Linked DNA regions of Mus musculus: region 1 is linked to region 2. The links are chromatin loops, found by intact Hi-C in ENCODE. Cell type or tissue: left cerebral cortex. All regions are shown on one strand. Each heading gives the region's core, and the rest is flanking DNA. Links, peaks and the distances in the headings are about the cores only. Region 1 holds the start of Csnk1e (casein kinase 1, epsilon). Region 2 holds the start of Kcnj4 (potassium inwardly-rectifying channel, subfamily J, member 4).

Region 1 (9,403 bases), core at 582-8,581, 62 kb before region 2:
ACACACACACACATTCCTTACACTTGTGCTAGGCTCAGATAAAGAGACAGGATAGCTCAGGTAACTTAGGAGCACTGAGAAGCAGAAACTGGCCCACCCAGTTCCCAAGTCCCTCCTCTCTCCTTCCCTACCACACAGAGGTCTTTACAGGCTACGACGCCCCCATTTCCTTGCTATTTGCTTCTCAAGCCTTCACTGGATATCCACTGTGGACAGGCCACATTCTGGGCCCCCGGGTGGGGTTGAGGAGCAGACCCAAAATTCCTTACATTAGCTCCTACTGAAAGGAATGACAGGACCCAGAGGCACTGTGATTTCTTGAAACTTATTCTTTGAACAGTTATCCCACTACTTTACAATGACTTAGCCATTAACTCCTGGGCTTGAGCAATCCTCCTGCCTCAGCCTCCCGAGTAGCTCCATCTGCAGGCACACACCACCACACCCCATAGAGAAACAGCAAGCTGTTTACAGCACACCTGACACCAAGTACAAAACTACTTCACGGCTGTTTCATTTGTGTCCTGCAACAGTGCTCGGGTCATCTGGGGACACAGATGGGGGACACTGAGGTCCCAGGGCAGCTGCCCGAGATAAAGTCTAGAATCCAGAGATGTCTGTCTCCCATTTTCTCTTCTACCCCTACTCAGTGAGGCTGTGGGGCTGAGGCGGCCCCAACTAGAGCAATCCCTGGCAGCCACCTTAGCCTTCTGCCATCAGTAGAAAGGGACAGCCTGGGTCACACAGGAAATGGGGAGCACCGAGAACAGGACACGGGGGCTGCCTTGTGGGCGACAATGTTCAGAAAGGGGCTTGTAGGTAAAAGCTAAGAAGGCCTCTGTATCCCCTACCCACTGCCCTGAGGCTTGCTGGACGGCAGAATTCATACTTGACAGTGGACAGGGGCTCTGAGCACCAGGGAAAAGAAGCCCTTGACCGAACTGATTAATGACTACAGCGTCCTGATATGTCCCTTTCCTCTGCCCAGGGCAGAATGATTCATCTTCGTTCTCTAAGGAGGAAAACAAGAGACAGCCAGGCCCTACTCCTGAGGACACAGGGCAGCACCAAGGATGACCTAGGAGGCTTGCCACCACACAAGCAACTCCAAGACTCAAAACTCCATCCGTGCAGTTTACCAAGCAAACTCTCCCCTCCAGGCTGACAACACTCAAAATGGCGCATGGCTGGCCAGGCTAGGAAGGCGACACTTGAGGGGGATGGGGGGGGGGGGTGCTGAGATGCCAGCAATCTGCCTAAAATGACATCAGGGACACATCCAGGGACAGGGAGCTCCCAGAGCAATGAGATCCTTCCTCTGTCATTCCAAAGGAGGCCCAGGCTGCATTCCAGAAAGCCACATCTAAGGGAGAGGCCTGGACTTCCGGGGAGCCTCCCCAGGGCTCCAGGACAGCCAAAACATTTTCTATCCATCAGTATCCTTCTGCCAGGACCCAAGGGCTAGGGATGCCAACCCAGCCAGGGCTTTCCCATGCCCCATGGAGACCCAGGTCAGCGGCAGCTGGAAGCCTGCTAAATATATCTCCTCTGCTCTTGCAGCCTCCTGAGCCCTGGCCTGCCCAGCTGTGAAAGAAGACATTCCCCAGACCACCTGAGCTTCCTTCTGGATCCGGGATGACCCTGGAGGCTTGTAAGCCATGCCAGGCAACCAGAGCAAACTCCTGCTCCCAGATCCCAGGTTCTCCCCTCCTCCTCATCCCAGAGCCGCCCCAAAGGGCCACAGCTGGAGGCCTAGCTACTTACCCAGGTAGATGTCTCCAAAGGAGCCACTGCCGATCTTTCGGCCCAGGCGATACTTATTTCCCACACGCAACTCCATGCTTCAACCTTGCTGCGGGAGAAGCAGAAACAGGTCAGAGACAGGACCTCCAGCAGCAGAGGGCCCAGACCCTTCCTCCACCAGGGCTGGCAGGCTCCTCCTCCCTCCCACTGTCTGAGAAGCAATCTGGCTTCACTTAGCTCAAGGGCAGTCAGGTGTCAGGTAGTCCTCATGCCCACACACCTGGGCACGGCCGAGGCAGGTTTAGAACAAGTTTCACTTAGTTCAGAAAAGATGGGCTCTGAGCCAAGGCCCAGGAAGGGACCGCCAAGCAGACCCGATGGGCTACGATGGGCTAAGGCCCTAAATCAAGGACAAAGGGTAAACAACAGGGAAGGGCCATGTCTAGTGTCTTGTGCTCAGCAGTGAATCTCCACCCATCCTTAGAGGTGAAAAGGCCAAAAGTCTCTCCAAAATGCTTTACACTCTGCATACAATCTGGAGACACTTAAAATACCCCAGGGACGTCCTGGACCCCAGGAATCTGATAGAAATGGGAGGAACGGGGTCCACAGAAATAGACCATCCTGAAAGCTATAATAGCCCGTCAGCAAGTTGCAACCTCCAGGATAAAGGGAAGAACGTCAAAGAGCTCCTTGGTACCACGAGACTCCTGAAACCACAGGCTGCCCACCTCTATCCTTGCCTCTGGAGGGCTAAGCTGGCCAGTTCCAGCAGGCCTCATATGAGAGGACCTGATCCCCACTGAGAGAGGCAAGGCAAGGTACCTCCCAGGGCCTCCCAGGCTCTACCCAGGCCACAGAGAACCACTTCTCAGGTCTTTCTGCACACACATCTTATGCGGACTCTCAGGGAGACTTCCTTGAAGACTGGAAGTAAGGGCTTCCTGAGACAGGTCCCATCCCTGTGGGTCTAAGCTGCATAGCCTGCTCCTTCCTCAGATGAGGTGGAGGCCCCAAGCCCATGGATAACAAGGATTGGACCATGGCAGGGATCCCTCTGTACTGGCCTGGTAGAGGTTGGGTACCTGTGTTCCAGGTCAGCAAAACAGAAGACTCAATGAATGGGGGCAGGTTTGGGCTGCTGGGGAATGGGGAGGCAGGGAATAGTAAACTATGAGACAGGGAGACTGGTTCCTTGGTGCCTCTGCATGGTTACACATGAGCTGGTGTGAGGGAACAAGAGGGCACTCCTTTGGCAGATAGATGGGAACCGGAGCCCAGAGTGGCCTTGCTACCATCCCCACAGAAGCTAGCCAATGGTAGAAATCTCACCTAGGACCAAACAGGGGTCCAGCTGGCCCACCTGGTGGCCTCCTACCCAGAACTTATTTCACTCCAGGCTTGAGAAGTAAAACCCTTCGGTGAGACAGTGACTGCTGGCTTGCTTGGGGGTAAGGGGTGCTGACCCTTTCCCTGTGCCAAGCCTGCCCCCAGATACCAGGCCTGGAAGGAAACCAGGAGAGATTCACTGGGGCTCCTCCATCAGCCCCAGAAGCGAGAGAGCCAAGCCAGGAGAGACACCCTAGCCTAGTACTAAGTCCCCGAGAGCCACCACTGTCCTTCTACCAGCCACAAGGAAGTGGCTGCCGCTGGGTGCCAGCCAAACTCTGGGCTCTCCCATCATGGGTCTTTGCCCACATGGCTGAGTTGCCCTGATTGCCAAGAACAGGACTGCATATCTGCAGAAAACCCACCAGCCTGGCACCACAGGTCCACACATGGTCCAGCTTGCTAAGGGCACCCGCCAAGGGGAACATGGGAGTAGAGGCTCACACTTAGGATCCCTACAGGAAAGGGGGGGCTGGCTGTGTACTCACAAACACCCCCCCCCCCCAAAGCCGGGTTTCCACTAACGCCGACTCAGAGACCATACATGGCATCTGGGAAAGCCACAGGTTAGGAAAGGAACATAAATATACTGCATCCTATATTACATAAATACCCACGCCAGGTTATATAAATACCAGTGCCCTCTGTCTGGGAGTCTTACATAAATACACTGCACATGACCCCCCAAGCCCCTCTCCACTCACGGCTCTCTGCACAATCACCAACCCTGAAGGACCCTACCAACGCCAGGGTCTCCCCACCCTGGAGACCAGAGCCCTGGAGTCTAGCGTGTCCCAGCCCTCCTCCACTTAAAAGCCCCCCTCCACCGCCACCCCAAGAAATTGACTTTGGGGTGGGGGCTCCTTCAGGAAATCAGAGTAGCTTTCCAATTCTTCACTCTGTCCCTTACGGGAGGGGTGGGGGAGGGGAATAAACAAAGTTAAAAAAAGGGGGGGGTGGCCATGAGGAGTCAAGACTTCTCAGCTGGTTAGAAAAATTACAACTACAAGCAGCTGGGCACATGGGCAGTCCCGTGTCACCCTGCCATACACACACACCTCCTGACACACACACCACCCACCTTCCACAGGGCCAAGACCCTGGTCAATGAATCAGTAGAATAAAAACTGAAGGAATGCCCTAAACCTAGGAAAGGCGTCCCAAACGCAAGTATTCATTGGAACTGCACCCCCTTCTCTCTCTCTCTAGACCCCCTTTCCAAAGGGAGGCTATGCTAAGAAATATGTGGGGAAACTCTGGACAAAGTAGGGGGAGGGGGTGGCCTAAGTCGCAGCCCTGCCTCTGAGGCGCCCAGGCACCCAGCTTTCACAGGCTTGAAGCACAAGGCTGTCTCGCACACCGCAATGAGAAGCCAAGCGATAAATAACCCCCTCCCTTCTTCTCGCCACAAAGGAAAACAAAGCCGGTGGCCCGGGTGACCACGCACCCCATCACTTAGGACCCCCGCGCGCCCCCACCCTACGCGAGAACGGCCTCGGTGACCCGGAGCCCAGGACACAGAGGAGGGGCCGAGGCCGGCCCGGAACCCGAGCGCCCCCGGGACCCCAGCCAGGCCCCTGCCGCAGGTCCCCCGCCCCAACCCGGGGCCGCCTCGGTGCACCCGGCGGCCTGCGAAGCGCCCGTCCCCTCCGCGTCCCCGGCCGCGCCTTTGTCCTCACGGGCGGCGCCCCCAGCCCTGCGCGGATGCGCGTGTCCGCCCCGCGCTCGCGCAAAAAGAAAACACAAAGAGGCGGAGGGAACCCCGCTTCCCCGGCCCCCGATGCTCACCGCGCCGGGGCGGCCGCCGGGGCGGATGCCAGAGGATTCGCCGGGCCGCGGGCGCGCCAGCCTCTCCCCGGCCCGCTGCGCTGCGCTCGGCCCGGCCGGGCTCAGGCTCCGCGCTCCGCCGCCTCCCGCCGCCCGCCCCCGCCGCCGGCTCGCGCGCTCCCTACCCGCGCGCGCGTCCCCGCGGTTCCCATTGAGCCCCGGGCCCGCCCGCTGATGTCATCCCCCGCCCGCCGCCGCCGCCCCGGAGGATTTAAAGGGCCCGCAGCCCCCGGAGAGCGTGTTCTGACGCTGCCACCCTGGGTGAGGGGCACACAAAACTAAGATTTCCTATACTCAGGCCTTGCCCTATCTCCAGCCAAAGCTGCGGGGACCCCCGAGAGAATCAGCTGAGACTCCTGGCACTGCAAAAGAGATTTAGGGCTCAGTAGCCTGAAGGCTGTAGAGAACACTGGCCAGGGGCTTTGGGAATAAAGCATAGGGACTGAGGGGCGTGGACAAGGACCAAGGATGTGTGGTCAGAGAAAACTCCAGGCAGACACTTTTCTTTGCTCTGTCCTCTGCCGTTCAGATCCACTGTGACAGTCCCTCAGATTCCAACGTAGTTTCACCCATTGAGCCCCCTGCCCCTCACCAAGAACTCACACGTGAGTCAGGGACCCAGAGGTGCTCATTCAACAAAGTCATCCCCCAGACAATGCCTGAATGTCCTTAACTGCAAACGAGGAAGAAGGACCATAGCCTTCCCAGGTCATGGGAGAGTTAATGAAGGCTTCCCACCAGCTTCCAGCTCCACCATGGAAGGTCCCAGCACAAGGCTATTAAAATGATATTTACAGTGGGTCATGCAAAGCTCCAACTTATGACACACCTACATTCTCTCTCTACACACACACACAACTGTTACTGTGGACATAGTACCTCTGATCACCCCGGAAGCACATCTCAGAAAGAGTCACTTCATAATAACCGCATCTTCTCCCCGAGGCTGAGGAGATTGCTGGGAGACCTATAGACCAGGTCCTATCACAGGGCAGGAGGGCAGGATACTGTGGCCCAGAGAGGGCAAAAGGTCTGCCCAGGCCCACACAGCCCAGCAAGATGGCCATGTTCATCTGGTGGACCTGGGGATGCCGATCAGAAGACCAGGAGAATGAGGAGGAGCTGCCTCCAGAGGCCTCTGTGATGGTAAACCGGGCAACTGGCTCTCTCTGCCCAGGTGGTGGACTGAGCATGGCCCGCTTGGTGCTTTTTGGCTTTGCGTTTGTCAATTGATTCACAATTGGCAGGTTTTGTATGACAGGCCCGCATTCTCTCCTGAAGCCTTGGCCACGCAGGGCACAAATCCTCACCAGAGGCAGCTGGTCTGGACAGCAGTCAGCCTCAGTGGTCAGAGCCCAGGCCGTGGGGCCTTGGCAAGACTGAGCAGAACACAGCAAGCATCAATGTCCTCCTAGCAATGTTACCACCCAAACCTTCCAACATGGGCCCAGCTTTCCAAACGTAGGCCTGTTCTGCTGCAGCGCCAGGAGAGGCATTCAGCTCATTTAACCCTCTCCAGTGAGGACAGCAGACAGAGTTGATGTTCACTCTGTGGTTTCCAGAAAGGGAATTGGAGGTACCTCAGCCCTCACGCGGGGGTATGGATCAAGGGTGAACCTGTCTGGAGATGGAACTCAGCCAGCGCTGCCTAAAGCCACTCTCCTCCCCTTCTTGGTCATCGCAGGTCCTTTGGAACAAATCTTCCGTCTGGAGTCCACTGTCCCAGCTTCCCTTCCTCATCCTGTCACCTGCCCTCCATTTCAGGACTTGCAGCCTCTCCCAGGCCCACACCCTCCAGCTATAGACTCTCTGCTGGGTATCCAGGGGTAGCTGGTCTTAAAAGTCCCCAGTTCTAACACACACACACACACACACACACACACACACACACACACACACCAGGCCTTCAGAAGAGTACAGGGTGGCTGGACCTTCCTAGACTCCCTCTCCCAGATCTACCCCCCTTGGAAGGTGGCTCCCCACACAGCTGCCTTTTGCCTGAGCCTCTTCCTTCCTACACCCTCATGAGTCCAAGCTGTGAGCCCTCTACAGAGCTTTGCAGCTGAGCTCTAAGGGGAAACAGCCGTGACGCAAAACCCAGTGGAGGAGAGGGAGGAAAGGAGGGAGCCTTCTCCCAAACAGAAATCCTGCCTCATTCTAACAGCCAAGGGCTCCGCCTTCAGCTCCTCGCAAAGATCCTCCCCTCCAACTTCCAGCTTTCAAGCCCAGAGGTATAGCTGGATGGCATCTTTCCCGGGGCCACCCTCCGCTGACCCACAAGATGCAGGCAGACAAACCCAGCTCACCAGGGGCCACACCAGCTTTTGACAGTTCTGAGTGGTCAGGAGCAGATTCCCCCCTCCCCCACCCCCTGCTCATTTCTGAGCTGGACACTTGTACCATTTCTTACTTTCATACCCCTCCGGACCCCTGGGCCCTCTAGAGCACTGGCCTCGGGGCTCAGGCACAGCCTTAGACACCCAGCACAGTGCGGATGAGTCCAGGTCTCTTGACTATGGACATTCTGACTTACCAAGTGTTCAGATTGGTCCTAAAAATGACCTTCCCTTGCATGTCCCTACCTATGATTCTCTTGATGATCTGGGTGCTTCTCTGTTATGACCTCCTGCCCTGGCCCTGGCCCTGGCCATTCAATTGCCTGGTACACTTTCCTGAGAGCCACATGTTCACCATGCTCTTCGGGGGGTGGGGCCCCTCCATTCTCAGGCCTTCAAGAGAAGGCTTTCCTGTCTCCTGACTTAACAATCCTATCGCTGGCCTGCCAAGATGGCTGATTGATGAAAAAAAAACCTCAAGACCTGAGTTGGAGCCTCAGAACCCATATTAAGATAGGACAAGACTAATTTCACAGGGTTGTCCTCTGACCTCTACATGGGCTCTGTGGCACCAATGCAGCCCCACCCACATAGCATCAAACAAAATTTAAAGTCAGTTGTATAAAATCCATCCGGGATCCCGGACTCCTGCACTCTGTCGCCCACAAACACTCAGTGCTATAACACACTCTGGGTGTGTTTGTTGTTTATCTTCTGTCTCCCACTTAGAGGACTTCGGTCCATGAAAGTGGGGAGTTGATGCTATTTTGGCCTCCACTGTGCTGTGAATATCTATAATAGTGTCTAGCACCTGGTATGTGTTTAATAAATAGCTGATTGGAAAAATGGACAGCAAAGAGGTTTCTGCCTCCCCCCCCCCCATTCAAACATGAATGAAGCAGCGCTTGCTATCCCCTGTTATCAGGCCCTAGCAACAGACCACACTGCCGACTCATGAAATGCACCCATCCCTAGAGCAGAGAGTGACCTACCAGAAAGCTTCCTCGCCCAGGCTTGTGAGGGACTAAGCCCTTGGTACCCTCTTTCTAGCTATGTGCCCAGAGTACACATGCCCGCAGAGGCCAGAAGAGGTATTGGATCCCCTGGCTGAAGTTCCAGGTGACTGTGGGCTTCCCACAGAAGCCGTTGGTATGAGCTCTTAACTGCTGCCCCTGAGCCTGACAACCTGCTTCCTAGGACCCGACTGGTGGAAGGAGAGAGCTGACTTCAGCAATGTATCCTCTCTCTGCCTGCCATGGCACGCGCACAATAAATAAACGTAAATTTAAAGCTCTAACATGGCTCAGCAGGTCAGGACCACCAGAGCCATGTCTCCAGCCCTCATAAACATAAACATGTTGAAATGAAAAATAAGTATTTTAGACAGTTGTGGTAGTGAATAAATACCTTTAATCCCAGCACTCTGGAGGCAAAGGCAGCTGAAATTGCTAACCTCAAAGCCAGCCTGAAGTCTATAGAGGGAGTTCCAGGACATCCAGGAAAAAAAAAAAACTGTCTCAAAAAACCAATAACAGCAACAACAACAACAATAGTAATAATAAATATTTTAAAAGTCTGGTCTCCCAGTCAGAGAACTGTGGAGTGCCAGCCAGAGGCTCCCTTCCTCTCCTCCACTGACTTCCACCCCTTCAGGCTGATGTCCAAGGAGGCTGGGGAGCTGGAACCAGGAGTCCTCGTGACTTTAAGAGGCTGGCTTCTGGGCTTGGGTGCAGTAAAGCTTGGCTTTCCCAGCAGTTCAGAAACAGAGACAGGAGTGAGTTTGAAGCCAGCCTGATCTACACAGCAAGCCCCAGAACAGGCAGGGTTACATGTGGAGACCCTGTCTCAAACACCACCACCACCAAGAGACTGGAGAGATGGGGCAGCAGTTAAGAGCTCATACCGACAACGGCTTCTGTGGGAAGCCCATAGTCACCTGTAACTTCAGCCAGGGGATTCAATACCTCTTCTGGCCTCCGCCGGCATGTGTACTCTGGGCACATAACAGCCCTACACACACACACACACACGCCACACACACACACACACACACACACACACAACTAAAAATAAGTTCTTAAAGCAACAACAACAACAAAAGAAAGAAG
Region 2 (9,403 bases), core at 937-8,936:
TGAGATGGCAGGACCTCAGCCCCACAGGACACACCTGGCCCCTCCCATCCCTACACCAATGACAGAGAAGGTTGCACTGGAAAAGCTAGACTCACCTCACTGTCCCCATGTCCCCCCACTAGAAGCCCTTGCTTCACAGAGCTCAGAAGCCCCCTCAGGGTGACAGTGACCCAGTGAAGGTCACAGAGGATTGTGAGTGGCTGAGCCTTCCTTCTACCACTGAGGCAGCCCCTGCTTCTTCCCTTGTCTCTCATCTGTGGGCTTGCCCGGGAGAGGACCATCTCGCCTCCCCTGGTCCCCAAAGACACAGGCACCCGAAAGAGGGGCAGGCGACAGGGACCCAAGAGGCTCTCAAGAACAAATCGATTCCAACTCCGCCACCTTCACTAGTCAAATGCTTGCCTGACGCCAGGCAGATAGTCCCCTGGTCCATTTGCCCCAAGTGAGTTGCTAGAGGAGAGGAAGATATAGGAAAAGGAGCTAAAACAGAGGTGACATTTCTCTTCAGCCCACCTGCGGCTGCACTCCCCAGTTCATCGCTGCCCAGCTGGAGGCCCCCCCGGGGGCCCCAGGCGGCTTCAACCCATACTCTCAGTGGTAGGTCGCCATGACGACACCACCTCTCCCAGCATGGCTCTTACTGGGGTGGGGGAATACAGAAGTTCACCTTTCTTGATAGCCTATAAGTTAGGACCTGATGGTGTGTCTTCCAAGTGACACTTCACCTCACCCTGCCTGCTGAGGCCACCTTAGGGCTAAGGATTGACCCAGACAGCCACAGAAAAGAGGAGAGAAGGCTGGGGGGAGGGGCAGAGAGGGAGACACTGTGCTTGGGAGCAGAGCTAGGTTGGCGGCAGGAGACCAAAATAAGAGAGGGGTCTGGGGCTTCTGGGGCTGGGAGTTATGTAGGTCTAGATGGTATACCTGTGGCACTTGGGACAAACATTTATCACCAAGCTTTAGTTTTCTCACACGAAAACAGGGGTGCTTTGCTCATGGGACAGTGGAGGGGGCACTGACTGAGACTTTACTAGGAAGTCTAGCACCTCCTGCTATTCCCTCAAGACAACCTGTAAGGGCTGGGGCTGGAGCTCAGTTGGTAGTGACTGTCTAGTGTGGACGAAACAGATCCCAGCGCTGTAGAAGCCAGACGTGGTGGCTCACACCCGTCATCATAGCCCTCCAGAAGTGGAAGCAGGAGGATCAGAAGTTTGAAGTCACTCTCTGCTACATACAATCTCTGTGTCACCAGGCAATAGCACCATCAACCCCAGGCAAGGCCCTTGTGTGCACCCACTGCATGCAGGTGGTAGGTGGTTATGAGAAGGCTGGGGTGAGAAACCTTCAGGGGCAGCGGCCCAGACCCAGAGCTTCCCGTTTCCCCTGGCCTGTGTGTCCTGAAACAGAACAGTGGCTTCAGAGTCAGCCAACACTCTCGGTCCAGTCCCACACTTTCCCAGCAGCCATGTTTGCTCATGGAGCCTCAGTTTCCCTTCTGTGAGTGACAAGCAACCATGCCTTATGTCTCACTGGTTCAGTCCGGGACCAGAGGGCGGTCTGTGGGGGACAGTTGTTGCGTAGGCCTTTAGAGGTAGGGGGTCAGGATCCAGAGCCCCCTACCCCCATGCCTCACCTCACCCACCACCCAGGAGCAGAGTGCGCGCCTGCAGGAGCGCGCGTGCGTGTGTGACTCAGGCTCTATTCTTAGCTCAGCTCCGCCAGCTGCAATGTCACAGGCAGAGGGGCCTCGGCCCATGTTATTATTACAATTACCATGTGAATTAAAAGTTTGAGCAGCGATCAGCCCACGTCGCCAGGGAAGAGGGAGCAGGAGAAAAATAAAGATGAAAAAGAGAAGAAGGGCTGAGCCCGGAGATCCCCCACACACACCCCAAAGAGGGCTGAGTCGGTCGGCCTGAGGAGGCTTAATGGTTCTGCTAACACCCAGGGTTCCTGCCTGCCCATGCCAGGGCCCAGGGTCCCCACAAGGAGGGAGGAGCACTTAGAGATGACATAGCCCCATGGCAGTTACTCGGAGGCAAAGAGATTTTTCTTTCTGTGACTTTATCACCTCATTGTGCAGACCAAGCTCAGAGAGGGCAATTCACTGACCTAAGATCACACAGAACTATGACTATGGTTATTGTCTCCTAGACGGTCTCTTGTCACACAGGTCTCTCACTCCACAGCCCCAAACCTCATGAGGCTGTGAATGCTGATGTCTGCAGATGATCTAGGGGCAAGGCCCAGAGACTATAAACAGGACCTGCCATGCCTGCTTTCTCTGCTCCGTGGAATGGCAGAATTCCAGACTCTTCTGGAAGTCCCAGCATGGAACCATCAACATCTCAATTTCTGAATCCGCATCCCCATGTTGTGGCACCATCCACTTAAGGCCCCTTCCCCTCACTCACTGGTGCAGGGGACAGAGCCCCGGGCTAGAGAATGCCTGGCTGATGCTTTGGTCACCTTGGGCCAGCTCAGTCTTCCCATCTATAAAATGAGCTCTTCCCAGTGGTTCATGTCTGTGTCTGTCTCCAGAATGGGGGCCCCCCCAGGGATCCCTGAGGGGGTGTCAGGCTGTGGGGGCGACTAGACCATCTCCTGCCAAACCCCAGCCCAGGGGAGGAATATTTTCCACTCTGGGGAAACCCTAGAGACGGCCCCCGGGAATCAGATCAGTCTAAACCCAAACCCTGTCCCTCCATACTTGCTTGCCGTGTGACCTTGGACAGGTAGCACGGTCTCTCTAGGATACAACGTCTCCAACTGTAGTATGGAGACAGTACATCAACACTGGAGGACTGCGGGGAGGATGAAGAAGTTGCGGAAGCCTGTAGCCTCATACCTGGCCAGGCAGGTGGGCGGCAGATGAGCGGTACATGTGGCTTTCTAGACCGTCTTTGGAAATATCAAAGACCCAAGGATTCCCAAGGTGGAGGGAGATGCCATTCACAGTCACCCATGAGGTGACAGTCGCCAGCAGGAGGGCTGATTCAGTCGGATCAGCCCTAGGAGAGGGGTATTCACTCTCTCACCAAACCTCCGGTACCCATCTTTCTCAGCCTCCTGGGATAACAGGCCATCTATCTCGCTGACTCTGGGTAACTTGGCCAACTCAGTCCTTGTTACTAAGCCCATCTTCCCGTCTATAAAAATAAGTTCTTCCCCAGAGGATCCCTGAGGGGGTGTCATGTTGTTGGGGGCAACTAAACTGTCTCCTGCCTAAAACTCAGCCAGGGAGAGGAATATTCTAGAATGGAATATTCTAGAATGGACCGTAAGGTTTTAGGCTAACCCTAAATTCAACTTGTCCCTCACAGGGACAGCCTCAGATTAGTTTGCAAAGGAATTCTAGAGGAATCCCCCCAAGGAGACCAAGTAATGAATAAGAAGTGAAGTCACTGATGGCAGCAATGGGTAAGGGATGCAGGAGAGGAAGGGGAGGGGGCGATGCCAGAGCCAGCCTCTCAGGGTTTCTGTTCTGCCTGGCCAAAGAAAGAAGAAGACATCGCTTGCCTGCCTGCTTCTAAGAGGGGGCTGAGAACCAGGAGCTAGAGCTCTGCTTCCTCCGCTCCTAGGCCATCACTGTGGCCCCAGAACCCACTTCTCCCTGAGGGCCCCAGTTTTCACTCTTGTACAATGACGGCATCAGATCAATGGTACAAGAGCAAAGCCTCTGCGTGTGCATGAAACCATCCTCCCACACCACCTGTCCTGTGAAGGCCAGGCTGGGCTGTTCTCCATCTCTGTCGATCATGTGGAAGGCCATAGGACTCCGATAGGTGGCTTTGAAGCCAGATCCCTGCCCTCGCCCCTCACTCCTGTAGCACAACTCATGTCCAGGGTCCAGGTAGTGACCTTGAACATACCCATTTCACAGGTGAGGAGATGGAGGCATAAGGAGAGAAGTTGCTGTTCAAGGTCACAGGATCCATCCCGGGGCCCTGGAGAGCCAACGTGGCTCCTCTCAGGGGAGTCACCAATACTACAAAGCGGCCAACATTCACTATACACATGTAGACTCTACTACGCAAGGGGAATCTGCCCAAGGTCACATGGCCAGGCAATGACACACCAAGTCCTGAGAACTCTTTGGTCCCAATTAGCCAGGGAGACAGCAACAGGGCTTGACTGGTTCCTGCCCAAGTCATGGAACCTCCCCAAAGTTGGAGTCCTGGTCCCACCTCTAAGTTCGTCATGGCCTTTCCCAAACTCCCCCTACATCTAAGATTAGGGTAAGAAGAGCAAACAGGAGACAAGCAGGGAAGTTGAAGTCTGGCTGCTGCCCTTCCAATCCCAGCCTGGCCTGGTCGGTCTTCGGTTCTTCCCCTCCCTCCCCCAGTGCAGGGGGATCAGGCGCTGATGTAATGCACTCGGCTTCCATCCCCGTGCCAATCTCAGAAGAGAGACGACAGATTGCGTGAGCCAAATTTGGCATCCTAGGGGGAGAGGCATGAAGAGTGGGGATGTGGAGGAAAAGAAGAGCGGGGAGGGACCAGAGAAGCCCCCTGCCCCGCTGAGCCCCTGGGTGCTTCCTGTCACTTCTTACACTTCCGTTCTTACCCAGCCTATTTGGCCCGCACCCCCTGCAGGCCGACCAGCCTAACCCACCACGGACCCTCCAAGCCTGGGTGCTGCCAGTCTGCCCTCCCCCACCACGACACACTGCTCCAGCTTCGTTCCCATTGCTTGTTTCCTGGTTACCACGTTGCTGGTTGTCATGTCGCTTACATGTCCTCGTGACTCAGTGGTCCCCGCAGAGGGGGCCCCCTCCTCCTCACACCCCCCTCAGCACTCGCCCCCGCCTCCCCCAGATCCACATTAAGAACCAGCCCGCCCTGTGTAAGCCCACACAGTTCCTCCTCCCCCTCCCTCTCATCCTAAGCCCCAAAATCTTCCCACAGCATCCTAGAGTGACTTTGTCCTCCGATCCACAAATGTCTCTTTAGAACCTGCATGGTTTGGCTCTGCAAGCTTTTCCCAGGGCCCTGACACTGTATGCAAGCCAGTGACAATGACATGAAGTCCCATTCTCCACTGGTACAAACTGTGACTCAGAGAAGTCAAGCTAACTGCCCAAGGTCACCCCAGTGGGAGCCCGCGGACATTTCTGTCTGGCCAGTCACCTCTATTTTTTTTCCCCTAGGAAGATGTTTCTTTAAGCGTAACATTAGGTACAGCGCCCAAGTCCCAGGTCCCCCCACTTATGCCTAGACACCTCCATTACTGTCAGTCTGCATTTCCAGCCATATTCTTGCCACTGGTAACTACTTATTTTCCCTCAAAGTAAACTGAGTTCTTACCCCCACCCCCATCTGCCCACCCCTCTCTTCAGCCTACCAAGAGTCTTCTGCTCACAGAGCTCAAAGGCCCTGCATTGGAGGTCAGTGGGGCAGGTCTGGTGTCCCCATTCCACAGATGTGCTGGCAGAGGCTCAAGGAGCATAACTTGCCCAGTGTCTCAACTAGCTGGTCTCATTTCTGAAGCCTGGACCAAGGGATATACGAGCCTTGATGCCCAGTATGGAAAACTTCAGAAAGAGACCCTTCTTCCATAGGAGGGCAGAGCAGAATGTTCCAGGCTCAGTCCTCCCGCTCCACTTGCCCTAACTGTCCTGTTTCTCCACTTGCTCCCCTCAGAAGCCAAGTCAAGGCTACACATGGCTCTGGACTCCTAGCAGTCCTGCAAGGTGCAGGGATGGATGGGAGTGGGGGTGGAGTGAATATTGGATCCCTGGATCCAGCCCTTCTCTGTCCAGGGCTAGACACCTCGTCTGGTCCCTAGGTCCTTCAGCCTACTACTTGGAGCTCTCCCCCTCTTGAGGCCCTCCCTGTTAGGGCAGCCCAGCCACCCTGTGTGGTGCCTAGAGGGCACTGCTGCCTGCCAAGCTGGTCTACAGCTCCCTGCCCTGAAGTCTGAGTCCCCTTGCATAGTTTGTGGGGGAGGGGGGGGCAGTAGTAGGCTGACCTGGTTAGTGGGCATTCTGCAGGTGGTGGTGAAGTTCTCCTTGCTTAGAGCCCACGGCATGACTCTTTGCTGTTTCCCCTTTGCAGAAGAAAAAGCATCTTTGCCCCTCTCTCTACAGCCTTAGTTTCCACCACTCTAATCCCCGAAATGCTCCATTTACTGTTACCTCATTCCTTCAGCTACTACCGGCTCACCTACCCTGGGGTTATCTGGCACAAGGCAGGTGCTTAACACAGCAGAAGGGAGATTTCTGTCATACTCCGAACCATTCACGGAGACTGCAGGTGGGTGGTGGGAAGCTGAGACGCCCCCTTCCCACCTTGCTGCAAGTCACCTGCCTCGCAGCTCCTGGCATGGAGGTGGGCGGGGGCAGAGAAGGGCCGTCGCCAGGGCAGGAGGTCAAATCTCTGTCATCCATCTCCCTTCTATTGCCAGCCACAACCCACAGGAGACGCTCTGATGGCCAAATAAACGGAGCGCGCCAGCTTGGGGGAAGTCACAGGTCCACACTGGGACCCTTCAGGAATCGGGTCTGATGGATAAGTGCAGGACGGGTATGGCCAGAGCGGCAGGACAAACAACTCTCTGAGCTAGACAGACATTGGGACGGACAGACGGACGAAGAGTACTCGCGATGGACGAGCCCGAGCTTACCCCGGGGCGTAAGGTCCGAGGAGGGTCTGGGCGGCGAGTGTCCGCTACATCCCCCGGCGCAGTCCGGCGGGCGGAGTCCGGGGCGCCGGGCTTGGGACGCGGGCGCCGCCTGCCCGCGATGTCGCCACTGACCCAGGCGGCCTCTGTGGGTCTCGGGGTCTCCGCGCTGTCCCGCGCCGCTCCCTGCGTAACTTTCAGCGTTGCCCCGCGTCAAGAGCTGGGCGCCGCCCGGGCGGCAGCATCGTGGAGCCCGGGCTCGGGTCGAGGGGTCCAGGGGCCCAAGGCGCCCCACTGCCCGCTGTTACCCACAGCCCCACGACCCTCTCGTTGTTCAGTTCTGGGGTCTCCTGGCTCTGTGGCCACCTCGCGCCTGCCACAAGGTCCCCGCCGCTGTGCCCCGGTGCCGCCTCTCCTCCCGCGGGGCCGTGGCACCTGGTCGCCGCGCTCCGGCCCCTGCCCGGGCTCAGCCTCGCCCCGCGCCGCCTCCTCGGCCGGCTGTGTCCTTCTCTGTCTGCGTCCCTCCCACTCCCGCCGCCGCCCCCTCCGTCTGGGACCCGGTCCCCGCCGCGTCCCCGGCTCGCCCGGGAGCCTGAGCTCCCGCCGCCCGCGGCGCGCCGAGAACTCCCAACTCGCAGCACGCGCCCCGCTTCGGAGACTTTCGCCCCTCCTCACACGTGACCCGCGCCCCGCTGCGGAGGCAGCGCGCCCCGGCTGCCAGCCCCAGGCGGACCCCACCCCGGCCCTCCTGGTGCGTCTGACCCACGCGGGCAGGCCACTAGCGCCCGGGACCCAGGACTCCAGCAGGAGTCGGGGGTCGGGGACGGGGGGGGGGGGGGGGGGAAGGCTGCGCCGTCCGGTTCTCGCGCGGATCCTGCCCGGGTTTTCCTCCTCGCCCCGCCGCACTCCTACTGGAGGATCCGTTCCAAGGAGGATCCACTCCCGGATTTGCGAGGCCCCTGGGGACAGGTGGGGAGGGTTCTCCGAGCCCAGAGGAGGGTAGGTGGGAACCAGTCCTGTGGGGGTCCCGGTGGCCCTGACCCTCTCCTGGGTGGTCTGCATCCTCTCCCGAAGCTCTAGCAGCTAAGGGCCCTAAGCACCCCCACTTCAGGAGACAGAGGTCGTTCTTTTGGAAGAACCCTAATAGTGGCACAGTCTATCAGTAAGGCTTCAGTTCACAAAGGAGAAACTGAGGACCCACAGACGTCCAAAAGTTCGCAAAAGGCCACCCAGTGGAGTGGAAGTCAACAAACCCTAGTCCCTGTTTTCTTCTCATCTTACTAATCTGTCTTTCCTTTTTTATTTATGTCTATGTGTGCAGATGCCTGTGTGTGTCCGTATGTGCACCATGCATGTACAGATGCCCATGTGCGTGCATGTGTGCTACATGTGGGCAGGAGCCTGTGAAAGCCAGAAGAAGTTGTCAGGTTCCGTGCAACTAGAATTATAGGCAGCTGTGAAGTGACATGTGGGCGCTGGGAACTGAACTTGGGTACTCTGCCAGAGCAGCAAACCTCTTAAAGATGGAGGCATCTCACCAGCACTATAAGAGAAGGTCCAGACCTTCCTCCCCCAATCCCCCAGAGAGCTCAGGTCTGGGTCCCACACTCTTGGAAGCACCTCCCAGTTCCTGCCGAGCCAGCCACGTTCCTGAGCGTTTGTCACCTAGCCTTCTAAGGAAGCAGGTGAGGAAAGCCCTTCTCTGTGGCCATAGGAGTCTAGAAGACCTGCAAGCAGAGAGCCTCTGGCCGTGGAAGACTGGACCCAGATCACAGAGGGAGAAGATCTCTCGGGATTGGGGGGGGGGGCTGGGGGGGAAGGGAAGCACACAAACTTATGGAGAACTGATTGAGTCTCCAATCTCTTTGGCTTCCTGTGCCAAGCAGACCTTCCGGGACAAGACTCGTGAATGCTACGCAGGCCACACAGCCATCTTTCTGTAGGTTCTCCCTTTGCCAAAGGATCTGTCTCAACTCAGCGCCTCAGGACGGTTCGCTTGTCAGGCTCCCGCACACCGTATATTCACACATGTCCTCCGATTCCCACGGATTCCAGAACGTACCAGATGCCTTCACACCTCTCTCTGCCTGCACGCTCTGTTCCCCACTGCCTGAAATGCCCTTGGTCTTTCTTCACAGTCGGAGCCTTTCTACTCTTCTCCAAGCCCAGCACCTATTCGCTCAATCAGCCTGCACCCCAGGGCCCACCTATCCCCAACCCTCGGGTTAGGCATGAGTATGGTTCTTATTTTAAAAGTTAGGAAATCAGACCAACCTGGCTTCAAAAGCACTTAGAAACAGCATGACCTTGAGTAAGGTTCTGTTTAACTTGCCCCAAACTGTGAGCGCTAATGGCGCCCTGTGCACAACAGGCTGCTGAAGGCAGGTGGGTGCTGGCAGCAGGCTCTTCCTCGCACGGGTGCCCTCCAGAGCACTTTGGACCTTCTCTGTGCAGTGTCTGTTCTTCTTACCCTGCTGTGCCCTAAGGCAGACAGCCAGGACTGATGTTCCCCGGCGTGTGTGTGTGTGTGTGTGTGTGTGTGTGTGTGTGTGTGTGTGTGTGTGTGCGCGCGCGCGCGCGCGTGCATACATTCTCGCCCTCCAGCACACTAAGTGCTCACTTAGCAGTTGACGGATGCCTAGTATCCCCTGCACCTCTGTGTGGACTGAAATCAGCAGGATTAAGGGACAGCAGGTGATCTTTGGCTGTCCCCACAGGCCAGGGGCTTCCCTGGGGGTGATGAATGCAGAAGAAAGAGAGCAGAAAGATGGAGGGGCGTGCA

What was found. A loop is a pair of places that touch in the nucleus more often than their neighbours do. Peaks named below come from ENCODE experiments on the same cell type or tissue, not always from the same donor. Only the 100,000 strongest peaks of a DNase experiment are listed, where the experiment ranks them.
Region 1: a loop joins it to region 2, with 4 times the contacts of the local background. A loop is called at or near these places in 3 of 42 quality-filtered maps.

What each region holds. Positions count from the first base shown.
Region 1 is chr15:79,437,008-79,446,410 of GRCm38, forward strand. Csnk1e (casein kinase 1, epsilon) reads right to left here and starts at 5,050. Exons shown (of 11, transcript NM_013767.6): 1 at 4,921-5,050; 2 at 1,765-1,852. The coding sequence starts at 1,840. In left cerebral cortex, for the core only: no CTCF peak of the experiment used is centred there; DNase peaks (open chromatin) are centred at 3,431, 4,508, 4,864, 5,140 and 3 more places; H3K4me3 peaks cover 2,876 bases; H3K27ac peaks cover 4,648 bases.
Region 2 is chr15:79,498,572-79,507,974 of GRCm38, forward strand. It overlaps Kcnj4 (potassium inwardly-rectifying channel, subfamily J, member 4), which reads right to left and starts at 6,670. Exons shown (of 2, transcript NM_008427.5): 1 at 6,625-6,670. In left cerebral cortex, for the core only: no CTCF peak of the experiment used is centred there; DNase peaks (open chromatin) are centred at 1,723, 2,590, 3,567, 3,677 and 9 more places; H3K4me3 peaks cover 5,763 bases; H3K27ac peaks cover 7,017 bases.